Regions from separate parts of the Mus musculus genome. Here region 2 is linked to region 1. The links are chromatin contacts, found by Hi-C or POLR2A ChIA-PET in ENCODE. All regions are on one chromosome and are shown on one strand. Each heading gives the region's core, a stretch centred on a gene start or an enhancer-like site at or near the end of the contact. The rest is flanking DNA. Distances are from core to core; before and after follow the strand shown. Region 1 has its middle 16 kb from the start of Fignl2. Region 2 holds the start of Ankrd33 (ankyrin repeat domain 33).

Region 1 (7,880 bases), core at 2,989-5,488:
CTGCAAGGGGAGTGAGGGGGTGGGGAGAGACAATGGAGGGTCCTAGAGGGAGATCATCTCAGATGGGTTATTCCAACAGATGCAACCCAGTCCCACCACACACACACTCCCATTCACTAGCTCTAACCAGGTAGAGATGCAAATATAAGACTCCCTCATCAGCCGGACCAGGTAAGGGAACAGCTTGTTCTGAGCGTAATCCTTGTTCCAGGCTAGCTAAAGATCCTTTGTCTCTGTCCAGTGGTCTGAGCAGGGTGGACATCCCCCCCAACCCCCTCCCTCAAACAGACACACACACACACACACACACACACACACACACACACACACAGCTGCTTTCACAAACCCCCTCTCATAGTCTCTGGCCAATCACAACACTGACAAATAAGTCCCACTGTCCAACAGCCCCCAGGGAGTGTATTAGCACATTGGAAAGGCTCAACCCTCCACTGACAAAGCCTGGGGCCTGGGGAAGAGCCACAGCAGGAGGGTGGGCCTTTGGGGAGCTACCCTCCCCCTCCCCCTCCCCTCCCCCTCCCTCCCCTCCCCTCCCCGGAAGAAGCTTCGGTGGGGCTCAGAGAAATTGGGGGGTGGGGGCTCAGCTCCAGCAGTGAATAAGCAATGCATAAAATCCCAATTTACACACTCACTGAACAAACAGACTGTCCGCAACCCGGGGAGGCCAGGGGGGCGCCCAAGGCCCCTCCCCACAACTCTCAGCGGTGATGAGGAGCCTGAAGCTGGATACAAGGCCTGACTACAAGGGCTCAGGGACCCGCCAGTGCCTCCTGTGACCTGGTTGCCTTGGGGGTATCTCAGCTAGGCCCCAGCAACCTTTGTCCACTCCAAGTCTGTCCTCTGGTGCCAACGGCCTGACTTCCAGACCAGAAGGCCTCTTTCTCCCGCCCCCTTTCCCAGCTGCTCCACCCAGCTCTCCCAGGACCATCTCCAGGTGCTGTCCCTACTGAGGAAGGCCCTAAGGCCTGTCCTTCCACTACCCCATCTTGCCCCCAGGACAGGGCAATACCCAGAAACACTGGGCTGTCAGGGCTATGTCTTTCCATAAACCATCTCCCTGTGGAAGCTAAGGAGAAAGTACCAGACTAGTTAGTATCCCCATGTCCTCCTCAAAGAAAGCACAAACTATTCTACTCATGCCTACGTCTGAGTGAGAGACATCATCTGGTAGAAAATAAATAAATGATGTTTTAGACAGCCACACCATTTCAGATGCCAGGCGATTAGCCAGGGACCTCAGAGGGGGGCTCACCAGAGCTGACCTGTGTGTACCTCTTGCCTTCTGGAGATGGGATAAAGGAATGGCAGAATGTGTTTCCTGGATTTAAAAAAAAAAAAAAAAAAAAAAAAGTGACTCCAGGGGCTGGGAACAGCTTAGAGGGCAGGACAGCTCAGCCCACACTGTCCTGGAGCAACAGCTGCAGTCAGTCAGGGACAGAGTTACCCCTGGGTCCCCAAGGAAGCTGCAGGAAGGAGTTAGGATAGCCCAGTGTGCTTCCTAAATACTAAAAGGACACACACACACACACACACACACACACACACCCCATCCGGAAATCCCAAGGACAGAAGGAGTGGGCAGACGTCACTACATTTTCTACACTCTCTCGGGGCCACTATAGAAGGAAGGATGTAGTATAAGCCCCATTCTACAGCAGGACATGCTCCCCCTTTCCCCTCCTTCTTGTTACCTGCTGACTCTCAGAGTCCTGACCTATACAGTTTAGACCCACCATGGACCTGAGGGAGGCAGATCGGTATTAAACAGCCAAGCAGAAGAATGGCCACGACTGGAGCTCTCTCAGGCCCTTGTAGCCCAGGGAACAACTGTGGTCTGGGGGAGAGGGATCACAGACCTCCTTCCTGCCCACGGCTTATCTGTGGAAGAATGAGCACACACATGACATTGGTCTATGAGATGAATGACAAGTCTGGATCTCCGATCTCTCCTCAGTGTGAACTGGTAGGGAGGGCAGCGTGCCTTTTCAGATCATGCTGGTGGGAGCTAGGGCTGAGCAGGCAGCAGGCAGCAGGCAGCAGGCAGCAGGCAGCAGGCAGCAGGCAGCAGGCAGCAGGCAGCAGGCAGGGACAGGGGCAGGGGCAGGTTTGAACCAGCTACCCCAGACTCTGTTCTATGCTCCAGCCTGAGAGTGCCCTAGGAAAAAAGTGCTTTCTCAGCCAGAAAAACAAAACTAAACGAAAACTAGAAAACCAAAACCCAGCAGATCTGAAGGGCAACTCCGGAGAAAGGGCCAACTTAAGAGCTGCCTGCCAACCCTGGGAGAGCATAGTCAGGTCTGTGGACCTGACAGCCCCTGAGAACACAGAGCTTCCCAGGCTAGCTCAGCCAGCCCCTGGCCCCTCCAGTCTATATCTTGGGACATCTTTTACCAGCTTCTCCTCTGTCCATATGGACCCTCAGAGCCCTCATAATGCCTTCTCTGTCACCGTGAAACTGTGCAAGCAAGATCCCCTGCTTATGTTTCAAGTCCCTACTGAGAGTCCACTGACTAAATCCAAGCCATCCCAACCTCCCCTTTTTTACTATCCCTGCGACCTCAAGAGCCAAGAACCCAGGTGACGATCTATAGGGCCAGATGGGGTGTCCAGAGACCTTGGATGCCACACAATCCCCTCCAGAGTTACCTAAGACTGTCACTACCCAGGAGCCACAGCCCATATCGTAAGGCACCTAGTTCCACGGACATTCTCTGAAACGGTCCCCTACATCTGGTGCCACATTGAGCCCTCTGCCTCTGCTCTCCAGCCCTTCAGTCTGGGCTACCAGAGAGGTCCCCCAGCACGGAGAGTACAAAGCCAGTCCAGTCAAGAAACAGATAGAATCCCTTAAAGTGGTTCCAGTTAGGAGATCAATTCTTTCTTCTGACCAGTCTCAGGCTTGTCATCTCAACTCCAAAGTCACAGCCAGTCTACCCCCTGAGCCACCTGTGCGTACTCCGCCAGGCTTCTGCCCTGAACACCTTCCTACAGTCTGCACTGAGGAACTCCCAAGCCCAAGCGTAATTTCACCTTGGCTCTGAAGCCATCCCCGGCTCCCTGCTCCACTGTCCCACCATTTAGATGCTTATTCACAGCTGCTGTCAATCATTAAACCGAGCTCCCCTCCCCGTTTGACACCCTTGGGCATGAGTCTCGCTAGACCTAGCTGTCTGACCAAGCACCCCCTGTCACTTCCCCCATGCTTGCTTCTTATCCTTTCCCTCCCCCAGGTACAGATGGTATGTGTGAGGGGATCCAAGGCCTTAGGGCTAGAGGCTGGTCTATACCGCTTTTCAATAACAATTTAAGGACAGCTGCCTTCTGGAGCTGCGGGTTCTACATCCTCAAGTTCAAACAACTACCCAGCAAAAGCATTTCAGAAAAAAAGGCTTCCAGCCTGCACTGAGCCTATCTCTGTAATTACTTTTTGGAGAGATGCTTTGGGCTTTCCTCTGGATACTCAAGGACCTGTAGTTGAACCCTAGGCTGGCCCACCTCAAACTAACTGCCCCCTGGGGGCTCAGCTCCTCCTCATTTCTGCAGAGAGAGCAGTACAGGTCTGTTTAAGGGCTGTTAGGGACCTGTGGGGAAGACGCAGGCACTGAGGAAGAAAGCTGTCAGCTGCTGTTCTGCTGAGCTGGGTCACTGCTTTCTAGCAGTCTGTCTTTGTGTGGGGCTGCACGGAAGGTTCTCCGACCTTTGGGGCTTAGTGCTGGATAGGCAGGAGGGAAGAAACCGTGAGGGGGCTTGGCCAGATTTTAAGCCATAGGCCCTTTTGGCAGCTGGGGAGTCTGTGGTCTGTTCTCAAAAATACTTTTCATTGTACAAATAAGACTGTGTTTGTCTACAAATGAAGAGTAGTGTTTGAAAACTCTCCTAACCCACGAACTTCTCAGAGGTCCTGGAACACAAGACTCAGGTCAGGGGCCCAGAGTCTCCCTCAAAACTCAGTGTTCCGCCTCCACTCAGCCAGCCCTAGGATCTAGTTGCCTTGAGTTGGTGTGGGAGGGCTCTAAGAGGCTCAAAGTCTGGTTGGTCTTTTTTTCCCTGGCCCCAAAAGTGCCCCTATTCCTGCACTTCATGGTGCTGTATGAGAGATGAGAGACACACCCTCACAGTGTCTGTCTGACCAAAGGTGAGAAAACAGGCCCAGGCAGCCCTCCTCCAAATCCCCAGGCAGGCAGCCCTCCCAGCCTCTCCTCAGCCCTGGGGTGCTGGGCTGAATCACTCAGCTATGCAGCCAGGCCGGTCCACCTGGGTGTTGAGTGGGAAGGGCTGGCCCCAAGGAGATGACTCCCATAGCTGCAGGGCCGCCTGGAGAGAGAGAGAGAGCAGGAGAAAGTGGGGGAGGTCGCTAAGCAAGGACTGAGCAGCCACGGACACCCCTCTGCTTGCTCCGGTGGGTTCTCAGCACATGACTACCCACTACTATATGCCCGGTTTTCACAAGAATCCGAGGGAGGGTGGCCCTTGTAACAGATAAGGACATTGAGGAGGTACAGTTCCCTTGTCTAAGTCAGCAGGCGGGCCAAAGGGATGCCATTCGATTTAACAGCTAACAAAATGAGGATACCACTTGACTCTTCCGTCCTAATTGGCCTCCCTCACCATTTGTAAGGCTCCCTAAAACCTCCTCCCATCCAGTCAAACTCAGAGCTCAATGCCCTCTAAAGCTGTTCCTGTGGCCAGGGCTCTGAGGACCTTTGTCCTTAATGTTAACTCCAGACAGTGGTTTGAGTCACTCTCACACTCAGAGAAAGTGACCACCACTTACCACCCCTTGACAAATAGCAAACGTTCCATGAAGTATTTCTGGCTTCGTGCAAGGTGAGCCTGAGGGAAGATTCTAGAAACCTGGAGATGCTGCGTTCCCCACCCACAGGGGCACTGGACTTCCAACACTGCCTTTCCACTGCAGCTATCCCGTCCTCTGGGAAGCTCTCTTGCAATTCCCACATGGGTGGGCACCTGCTGGATACCTAATGGGTCCCAAGCTGAACTCCCAGACTCCCTCACCCCCAGTAACCCAGATTCATGTTTCTTGGTGAGGGACTGGAGATCTAAAGCTCCGGCCTGAAGAGGGTGGGACCGTAGGAAAACAAGAGACAGAAGAGGACATGCCCACAGGACATGGTCTGTCTGCAAAGGAAGCTCTTCTAGAGAGAGAGGTCCTGGCGCTTTAAATCTGAGGCTCCTTGCTAAAACTCACACCAAAGCTGGGTCTCCTGGCCCATATTTCACTTGGGAAACCAAAGTAGGAGAATTTCTGGAAGCCTGAGGCCAGTCAGTGCTACAGTGAACCCTCTAGGCCAGCCTAGGCTACACAGTAAGACTTTAAAATAAATAAATATAAAATTAAAAATACAGAAATCGAGAGACAGAGAGAAAGAAAGAAGCAGACAGGCACCCCATCCTTAAAGGAGTGGCTGAACCATAAAGGTTCTGACCTCAAGAGTGGATTCCTGTCCGGCCAAGACATGAATCAGAAGTAGAATACCCAACTGGCAAGTACTAGGTCCCAGGTTCAAGGCCCAGCACTACTTCCCACAAAAGGATGTCTAAGCTGGTGGCTCACACCTTTAATCCCAACATTCATAAGGCAGAGGCAGGCAGATCTCAGTGAGTTCAAGGCAGCCAGGGCTATAGAGTAAGATGCTGTCTCCAAATAGCATTACCAGAACAAACAGCTATCCCTATCCAGTTCGATCTTAGGCTAATCCCCATGTGCCCTCTGCCATGCTATGACCAGTTGCAAACACCCTTGCTAGAGGCCCTATGCACTTGAACTTCTTAGCCATAAGATGTTCAAATAAACTTCCACTCGTGGAAAATCCCTAGCTTCTGGTAATTCGGAGAAGCAAAGCCATCTATGAACTGCCATAGCTCTGTGGAATGAGGCAAAAGAGGCGATTTCTCCTAGTGATGAGGGTCCCTAGAGAGCTCATCTGTCCCTAACAGACATCTACAAGTGGGGATGGAGTCACAGCATGCAGGGGCTGGGGGCACTTGGGAAGTGTACAGTAACCACTAGTTTTTCCCTCTATGACCTCAGGGAAGAAACACCTCCCAGACTCTTGAGCATCCAAGGGTCAAAAGGGACTCTGAGCTTCAGGAAGACCAGTGCTAAGTGACCTTTGTCCCAGTTCCCTGCTGATTCCCACTGACACAAACTCCCAAGGACAAGCCCCCTTCCCAGGGTTCCTGTAACGACAGTTGGCTTTCCTCCCAGCCTCTTCCCAAACCACACTGTACAGTTCTGAGTGGCCACACCCTCAGAAGTTCCCTTCTACTCAGGAAATCTTGGGACCAAACCTGTCTTTGCCTCATTGCTGGTGCCCAGCATCTCGCAAGTTCCTTGAAGGTGACATCACATAAAAACAATGGATGGGTGTTGGATGAACCACCTTTGAGCACGACCTCCAACCACATAGCAACCACTGTTCATGTTAGAGGCCTGTGTCAGGCAACACTGGAGCTGGCCTCCCCTACCTCTCACCCCTAGTGTGAGGCTGAGACTTAAGAGACCTCTAGGGGCTGGCGAGACAGTTCAGTGGGTAAGGGTGCTTGCTGCTAAGCCTGACAACCCGGAGTTCCACCCCGGAACCCCACATGGTAGGAAGAGAACCAATTCCTCCAAGTTGTCTCCCGACTTCCGCATGTGTGCAGAGACACAGACACACAACCAATCAATCAATCAATGTGAAAAATGTTTTCGAGAGAGATTAACTCTGGCTCCAAGTATGAAAACCTTGTTGATGTGGGAGAAATCTCAGAGAGCATGGCTGATGCTCTCAGGGAGCATGGCTGATGCTCTCTCGAACACGACTGAGATCCAAACAGGATGGTGGTATGTTGCTGCGTCACCACAGAAGGTAGGAATCTATCAAGGGGTCAAACGGTAAACCACGGTCTCTTCCTTGTGTCAATGACTAATCTTGTCACTGGTCTAGGTGTGCCAGGCCCTGAAGAGAACAGAAGAAGGCAGGCCTCTGTCTCCCAATTCCTGCAGGGAGCCACTCTCCTGCTGCATGATTCCTGAGCCCTGTTCTTTATCCCGATGCTGCCTGGGAGTCCAGGACTAGCCAGTATAAAGTAGGCTTGGTGGGTGTGGAGATAAAACCCAGTGCTAGAGTGCCCACCTAGCATGCACAAGGCCCCAACTCGAAGCTACAGTACTGTAATAAGTAACAGAAACAAACAGTGAGTGTGAGCTCAGCTCTTCACTGTGAACTCCTGCCCACCTCCAGCTCACAGGTGAATTCTAAAGCTGTCCACGGTTTGAAACTGAAGGCAGCACGGCTGCTGCAGTGTTTTCTTGGTGTGGCAAGCCAGGGGAATGTCCCCTCCAGAGCAAGTGCAGCCCTATGGACTGGGTCATTCAGGAACACCAGGTCCTTGATCCCTGCTCATTCACTTTCTCACTGGGCCGCTCAACACCTTCCTAAGCTCACTTCCCAAGGGGCTCTTAGCGCTTCCAAGCCACACATCAGACGGAGGGGAGCAGCCCAACCTTGATGGGGCACTGTGATCCCTCCCAGTTGAAAGCTGTGCCAGCAGCTGGCATGCTTGGCAAGCGGCTCATGTAGTCCCCTGCCAGTGACACCCTGCAGTGCATACAGTCCCCTGCCATGGGATGAACACCTAGTGGGGTCAGAAAACCTTGGTTGTCCTCAGAATCTCAGAGGGGCGAGACCTGGGGAGGGCTTCTGGATATACTCCTTATGGGCTTCAGGGGTTCAAGGGCCGTTAAAGGAGAATACAGAGTATCATGGTGTCAGCTCATGATAGTACACTTTTCCTGGGGACGCTTTCATTTCTGCAGGCTCTGTAAGTCAAAACATAGAGACCCACAGTTTGTTATT
Region 2 (7,880 bases), core at 1,412-3,911, 45 kb after region 1:
CATTTGACTCTGATGGCTTGGGGTAGAGCAGCCATCTTGTGACTAAGGAACAATAAGAGAATTCCAGGCAAGGCCCTGAGACCATCAGATCAGATCCCTTAACCAAGACCAGCTTGCTGTCCCTGAAATAGTTTGCACGTGCAAAGTAAAACTCTAGTTTGCTAACCCGTGCACATCCGTTAGAGTGCAGTGGCAGACAGCAGAAATTTCGTTGGCTAGTTCAGACAGAAAGGGCTGGAAAAGCAGGCTCTAGGTCACAAACTACTGCCAGCTTTGGCAGTCACATGACCTCTGCCTGTGATTGAGAAATCACAGTCAGTACCACAGGAAGCTGGTAAACCAGGAAGCTGTTCGCAGAGCCCGCCTATCCTGCCACGGTCTGCGGGTGTCCCATAATACAAAGCTCTGCTCCAAATTTACTTACACAACATAAAGCCCAGACCCACAGCTCCAGGGCAGCTGGAAAATAAATGTTTGCTTAGCTTCCAGCTTTGGCAGCTCCGGAGAAAACTCACCAGCAGCTTTGGATGAATGCTGAGTCCAGCCCAGACGGAACCCCCTACTTTCCAGGCCAGCCCCACCCCATCAAGATACTAACTTCCAAATTGCATGTGACATCACTAGAACAGGACTTTAAAAAAACAGGTTGGGGTGGAATAAAACAAACAAACAAAAGTTCTGCAGCATAATTAGAAACTGATTAAGTTTCCAGTCAGTGGTGGCAGAGGCAGGCAGATCTCTGTGAGTTTAAGACATGTCTGGTCTACATAGTGAGACACCTCCCCCCCGACCCCCCGTATTAAAAAAAGAAAGAGAAGGAGCTGGTGAGGTGGCTCAGAGGTTGAGAGTACTGTTCTGAGTTCAATTCCCATCAACCACATGGTTTATAAGGGGGTCTGATGCCCTCTTCTGACATGGTAAGGTATGTGCAGCTGGGTACTCATACATTAAATACAATTTTAAAGAAGCCAGGCAGTGGTGGCACATGCCTGTAATCCCAGCACTTGGGAGGCAGAGGCAGGCAGATTTCTGAGTTTGAGGCCAGCCTGGTCTACAAAGTGAGTTCCAGGACAGCAGGGCTACACAGAGAAACCCTATCTCAAAAAACCAAAAAAAAAAAAAGAAAGAAAGAGGAAAACAAACAAACAAACAAACAAACACACACACAAGCCAGGTTGCATTTGATCCTAGTATTTGGGAGGTTGGGGCATGAGAATAGTGAGTTCAAGGCCATCCTAGGGTACATATTAGGTTCTGGGATATCCTGGGCTACATAAGAGTCTTTCTCAAAACAAAAGACTAATAAAACCAACAAACACAAGAAACCAGACAATAGCAATACACAAACACAAATCAACATTTTACTTTTAATGAAGTGTACATGTTCAGTGATTATTAGCACCAATGAGTAAAGAGCGGAGGAGTTGTGCAGGAACCAAACTGTGAAAGAAAAGCAAAACGATGCTGGAAAGCAGAGCCCCGCAGTGTGGAGAGTGCGACACTCTGAGCGCTAAGTCACTCAACTTATTAATCTTAAAAATGACAGTACAAAAGTACTGTTACTTTAATACATCATTTTAAAATGCCATACTTTACTTACCACCTCAGATCTAATCCATTAAAATTAATACATCATAATTTTTCTTTTAAAATTTATTTTATTTTAATAATTTAATAATTTATGTTTGCAGGCATTTTTCCAGTGCCCGTGTCTGTGCACCATGAAAGCACAGTACCAGCACAGACCAGAAGAGGGCATCAGATCCTCTGGCACTGGAGTTACAGACAGTTGTGAGCTACTCAGTGGGTGCTGGGAACTGAACCACGGTCCTTTGGAAGAGCAAGCCAGCGTTCTTAACCGCTGGGCAGTCTCTCCAGCCTCCTGGAAACTCTTCATGTTTTGATTTCTTTGGGTAAACTGTAGTGCATACCTCCCCATTCATCTTTATTTAATGCCTACACCTTCCCCATCCATAGCCCCTTCACCCAAATCTACTCCTTTGAAGTGGAAGGGATCTCTGTGTACTGACTGGTTCTGTGTGTCAACTTGACACAAGCTGGAGTTATCACAGAGAAAGGAGCCTCCCTTCAGGAAATGCCTCCATGAGATCCAGCCATAAAGCATTTTCTCAATTAGTAATCAAGGGTGGAGGGCCTGTTGTGAGTGGTGCCATCCCTGAGCTGGTAGTCTTGTGTTCTATAAGAAAGCAAGCTGAGCAAGCCAGGGGAAGCAAGCCAGTAAGTAACATCCCTCCATGGCCTCTGCATCAGCTCCTGCTTCCTGACCTGCTTGACTGGCTTCCTTGGTGATGAACAGCAGTATGGAAGTGTAAGCTGAATAAACCCTTTCCTCCCCAACTTGCTTCTTGGTCCTGATGTTTGTGCAGGAATAGAAACCCTGACTAAGACACTCAGGCTCCACAGCTGGGTGCCAAGACCTCCATAATGCTTCTCTTGCAAGGCCATATCTAAGTGCAGCTGACTTCCCACGATGAAGGGAGAAAGATCAGCCCGGAGGAATTCACTCAGCTCTGAGCCTGGAGAAGCTGCCACCATCCAAGTCTAGCAGGATCTTAGGGCAAGGATTGAGCAATGGCAGAGAGTACAGTCACCCCCCAGCCCCCCAATCCCTTCCTAACCCGCTTGACCTGGCTCAGCTCTGAGGTGTTTATGGCAGCTTTCTGCAGGCACAGCCATCTGTCACCTGCCTTGTTTCTTGGTATCAGCTACCCCACAGAAGGGCTAGTGAGCTTTTGAGGTGTGGGGGTGGACTGAGCCACAGGCTGGCCCTCTGCTGTGATGGAGACCCTAGAGTCCCAGGTAAGGTTGGGGGATGGGAAATGATAACCCCTGTCATGAGCTTCCTTGAGAACCTGACCTACATACAGTAAGATGCTTGGCTACCTGTCTTGGGTCTAGGCAGAGGTGAGACACCCTCCAGGGTAAAGGTTTGTCCTGGGGAGACGGTGCAGCTGCAGGGACTTATTCACTCAGGGTTGCAGGAGGAACTGCTCCTTGGCGTTTTGTCATAGCTGCCTGCTGAATAAAGAGGGACTCGGGCCGGCGGCAGAGGAGTCACTATTGCCCCGAGAGGACTGGACATGTCTGAGGCCCTGCCCTTCCCCAGCAACAAGACCTCAACCCCTGAATGCAATTTGAAGACACTGTACTGGGCATGTGTCCACAATGACCTTGCTGAGCTCCAAGCCAGGCTGGACGCTGGTGTGTCCCCAGAGGAGGCCTCCCAAGTGGACAGCAACGGGAGGGTGAGATGCCCCAGGGCTCACCAGAACAGTTGAGGACAGTCCAGGCTTCATACATAACATCCTGGTCTGGGTCCCCAGAGAGTCACAGAGTCATCCCCACTCTAGATGGGTGAAAACCATCTTGACAGGGGTTGGGATAGGCCCTGGGGGAAAACAGACTTAGGAGGGAAAGGAGGTCCTAAGAAGAACTTAGTGGAAAGTGGGGGTCCAAGCTGCTCTGTCCCCTAGACAGGCCTCATGGTTGCATGCTACCATGGCTTTGGTTCCATTGTGGCTCTGCTCAGCTGCTGTCCTTTCCTGGATGTGAACCAGCAAGACAAAGACGGGAACACAGCCCTCATGCTGGCTGCCCAAGCAGGTGTGAGACACAACGCCCCACCCCAGCCCACACCTACCCCACCTTCACCCCCAACTCCATCCCACCCTCACTCCCAGCCATTAGGACAGCAGCCCCAAACCTTGCACAAGAGTCTCCCAGGCCAAGCTTCAGCATTCCCTTACCTTGAGAGACTAGCTATGTGGTCCTGTCTCTGCAGGTCACATGTCTCTTGTGACTCTCCTGCTCAACTACTTTGCTGGCCTGGACCTGGAACGCAGGGACCAGCGGGGACTCACAGCTCTGATGAAGGCTGCCATTCAAGATCGCTCCGAGTGTGTAGTTGCCCTCCTTATGGCAGGTGTGCAATGGCAGGTGTGCAATGGCAGGTGTACTATGCCATATGTGCTTTGCCAGGTGTGCTATGGCAGGTGTGCAGTGGCAGGTGTTCTCTGCCAGGTGTGCGCTGGCAGGTGTGTTCTAGCAAGTATGCTCTGACATGTGTACTATGGCAGGTTGCTATGAAAAATGTGCTGTGGCAGGTGTGCTGTGGGAGGTGTGCTGTGGGAGGTGTGTAATGGCAGGTGTTGTATGGCTGCTCATGTAGGTGTGAGACACCACACTCCCACCTCATCCCACAGCAATCCCACCCTTACCCCCAACTCCACCCCATCCCCACTCCCAGCCATTAGGGCCACAGCCCCTGTGCTATGGCAGGTATACTATGGCAGGTCTGCTATGGAAGGTGTAATATGTATGGCAGGTGTGTAATAGCAGATGTGCTATGGCAGGTGTGCTATGATAAATGTGCTGTGGCAGGTGTTCTCTGGCTGGTATGTAATGGCAGGTGTGTTATGGCAGGTGTGTTATGGCAGGTGTGAAGCTGCACTTTCTCCACTACCACCCCAGCAGATACCATTTAGCTACAGCAAGAGAGGTGGAGCCGGGCAGTAGTAGTGCATGCCTTTAATCCCAGCACTTGGGAGGTAGAGGCAGGTGGATTTCTGAGTTCGAGGCCAGATTGGTCTACAGAGTGAGTTCCAGGACAGCCAGGGCTATACAGAGAAACCCTGTCTCGAAAAACCAAAAAACAAAAACAAAAACAAAGAGAGATGGGAATGGAATATGGATCGAGGCCAACTTATTGGAGGAGGCCCGTGCTACCACCCTCTCACAGTCTACTAGTGCAGTTAGCTACAGCTGTTTATGGGGGTCCCAGCAAAGAGTGTAGACATAAGATGGGGAAAGGTGTGAGGGTGTGGTGGTACCTAAAACCAGACTCTTGAGTTCTAGTCCCAGCCTTGCCTCTGCCCGAGGCCCGGGCGGAGAAAGATGGCCACAGCACTGTGAAGGTTGATGGATGGGGTATCCGTGAGGACTGATTCCAACCTTAGGCAGTATTCAGTTGCAGCTGGAGCCTTGCATGGGGAGGAGGACCACTCTCTGTGTGTGGAAGACCACTCTGTGTGTGTGGAGGACCACTCTGTGTGTGTAGAGGACCACTCTGTAGGTGGAAGACCACTCTGTGTGTGTAGAGGACCACTCTGTGTGCATGGAGGACCACTCTGTGTCTGGAGGACCACTCTGTGTGTGTGGAGGACCACTCTGTGTGTGTAGAGGACCACTCTGTAGGTGGAAGACCACTCTGTGTGTGTAGAGGACCACTCTGTGTGCATGGAGGACCACTCTGTGTGCATGGAGGACCACTCTGTGTGCATGGAGGACCACTCTGTGTCTGGAGGACCACTCTGTGTGTGTGGAGGACCACTCTGTGTGTGTGGAGGATCACTCTGTGTGTGGAGGGCCACTCTGTGTGTGTGGAGGATCACTCTGTGTGTGGAGGACCACTCTGTGTGTGAAGGACCACTCTGTGTATGGTCTTGTAGAGCCCTTCTTACTCCCTAAGGTGACTGATGGTGCCCTCTACTGGTTTCTCTGAGAAATCTCTGCCTCCACCTTTTCCCTTCCCAACCCCCGTGGGTGTTTCAGAGTGACTGTCTCTCTGGCCCCAGAGACAAGGGCATGAGAATGAAGAAACAAAATGGGAGGGGTCCAGCAACGGGGCACTGCCCCCAAGCAGCTGTGTCTTGAGCATACTATGCTCCACCCTGCTAGGGTGGCTCTGCGAGCCTGCTGGAGACCCCGTTTGCTCACTGCAAGGTTCCCCCAGTCCTGACCTTGGTAGCTTCCTGTCTCTTATACAGAAGTCTGCAGCCCTGGGCTTTCAGTCTGTGAGGTGTTTTGAATCTGGCTTAAATCAGCCCTGCTGCTGTAGAACGTGTCCTTGTACAGCCCGTGGCTCACTAACCAATCTGTCACACTGCGCCACTTGCAGGTGCTGACCTGAGCTCCGTGGATCCTGTCCGGGGCAAGACAGCCTTGGAATGGGCCGTTCTGACCGACAGCTTTGACACTGCTCAGAAGATCCGGCAGCTGCTGAGGCGGCCCCAGGCGGAGCAGCTCAGCCTGCATTACCAGCCAGAGTGGCCAGCCTTGGCTCAACTTGTGGCCCAGGCCCAGGCCCAGGCCCAGGCTCCAGCTGCCCCATCCCTCCTAGAAAGGCTACAGGCTACTCTGAGCCTCTCTTTTGCTCAGTCTCCGCAGGAAGGGGGTGTCCTGGACCACTTGGTGACTGTCACCACCAGCTTAGCCAGTCCCTTCCTGAGCACTGCCTGCCACACACTGTGCCCTGATCACCCACCCAAGCTGGGCACTAGAGGCAAATCAGTGCCAGAACTTTTAGGTACTGCCCCTCCGCCACCCCCAGAACCCCACCCTCCTCAGCAAGTCCCTGTCCCCCAGGTCTTTGCCCCCAACCAAAGCCCTCAGAGTATGTTTTCCCAGTGGCTACAGTCCAGGGACAGCACCAGGTCCCAAGTCCCTAAGATCCTCCTCTCTAAAGCACCCTCCCCTTCTGCACGGTATGAGCTGACACTCAGGCCTCAGGGGCAGCAAAGTCTGGCTCCTCCAGTCTGGAGATTCCAGGAGAGGAAGAAGAAGGAGGAAGAAACAGAACCACGAGGAGGTGGGCTGGGCCAAGCTGGAGGCAGCAAGTAAGACACATTCCCCGCCAGGGCCTCTTTCTGCTTCCCAGCTATCTCTGCCAGCGGGAACCTGCTCCCACCAAGTATACACGGTTGTCCACAGCAGCGTCTGCAGCAGAGAAGGGACCAACCCAGTGTCTGCAGGCAGGGGACTGGCTGGCTACAGTGGTTATGGTAGTGATACCCACGCTGTATTCTGTGTAGGTCGTCCTAAAGCAAGGGAAAGCAAACTGCTCTCACATGAAATCTCCAAGTTGTATCAAATAAATAGCTGAGGCTAGGGAGGCGTGCATGGCATACCGTTCATCAAAGTGAAAAAATCTCCCTCGTGTAATCATGCGTGTCGGCTTTTGTTTATCCTCAACTTCTTGTGAATCAGAATCACACAAGAGACGTGCCTGTGGGGGTCCATGGATGCTTAACTGAGAATGAGAGAGCTACCTGGATGTGAGGAGCGCCGTCCAGCTAACTGGGACCCTGGAGAGATGGCTCAGAGGTAAAGAGCACTGTCTGCCCTTGCACCCAGGTTTGGTTCCCAGCACCCACATGGAGGCTTACAACCATCTGTAACTCCAGTAATGGGGATCTGATGCCCTGTTTGATCTTCTTGAGTACCAGGCACTCACTTGGTGCTTAGAGCTACATGCAGACAAAAGACCTATACACTTAAAATAAAATTAAATAAAAGGATTGGAGAGCAGTTGAGAGCACTGATGGCTCTTCCAGAGGTCCTGAGTTCAATTCTCAGCAACCACATGGTGGCTCACAACCATATGTAATGGGATCCAGTGCCCTCTTCTGGTGTGTCTGAAGAGACCGACAGTGTACTCACGTAAATAAAATAAATAAATCTTAAAAGAACAAACAAACAAACAAACCAAAACAAGAAAAGCTCTACAGTATGCCTGGGTATGGTGGCGCATGCCTAATCCCAGCAGAGGCAGGCAGAACTCTGAGTTTGGAGCCTGCCTGGTCTACTAAGTGAGTTCCAGGCCAGCTAGAGCTACAAAGAGAGACCCTGCCTCATCAAAAACAAAAGCAACTCTGCACTTTTAGTACAGTTTCAGTTTACAGAAAAGTTACAGAAGGGCACAGACAGCTCACTTTTGCCTTTGTTGCTGTGTTTATCGAAGTAGTGCTGATGAACCAGACAGCTTAGAGTATTTGAATCCCCCTCCTCCTTCTTTTCTTCTCCTCCTCCTCGCCCTCATCCCCATACTCCTCCTCCTCCTCTCCCCCTCCTCTTCCTTGTCC

What was found. Hi-C counts contacts between places; a loop is a spot of excess contacts on that map. ChIA-PET counts read pairs that join two places held with the same protein, here RNA polymerase II (POLR2A).
Region 2: a map of mouse embryonic stem cell shows a loop between it and region 1 (2.0-fold over the local background). The contact joins the promoter of Ankrd33 here to the enhancer-like site in region 1. A Hi-C loop is called at or near these places in 6 of 37 maps with a recorded cell type or tissue (adrenal gland, heart, mouse embryonic stem cell and 1 more). POLR2A ChIA-PET finds 5 or more read pairs at or near these places in 2 of 5 experiments (Patski and embryonic stem cell).

Annotation. Positions count from the first base shown.
Region 1 is chr15:101,066,718-101,074,597 of GRCm38, forward strand. It overlaps a transcript of Fignl2 not described here. Among named protein-coding and RNA genes, the nearest start is that of Fignl2, 16 kb to the left of the region's middle. Within about 2 kb of position 4,239, at least 1 of the 3 ENCODE cell types and tissues checked has a DNase peak (open chromatin) inside an H3K27ac peak, as active enhancers do; it is heart, where a contact is called at or near this core.
Region 2 is chr15:101,113,083-101,120,962 of GRCm38, forward strand. Ankrd33 (ankyrin repeat domain 33) reads left to right here and starts at 2,662. Exons shown (of 5, transcript NM_001374225.1): 1 at 2,662-2,820; 2 at 3,033-3,266; 3 at 3,495-3,624; 4 at 3,803-3,943; 5 at 5,918-6,910. The coding sequence starts at 3,102. The coding sequence ends at 6,639.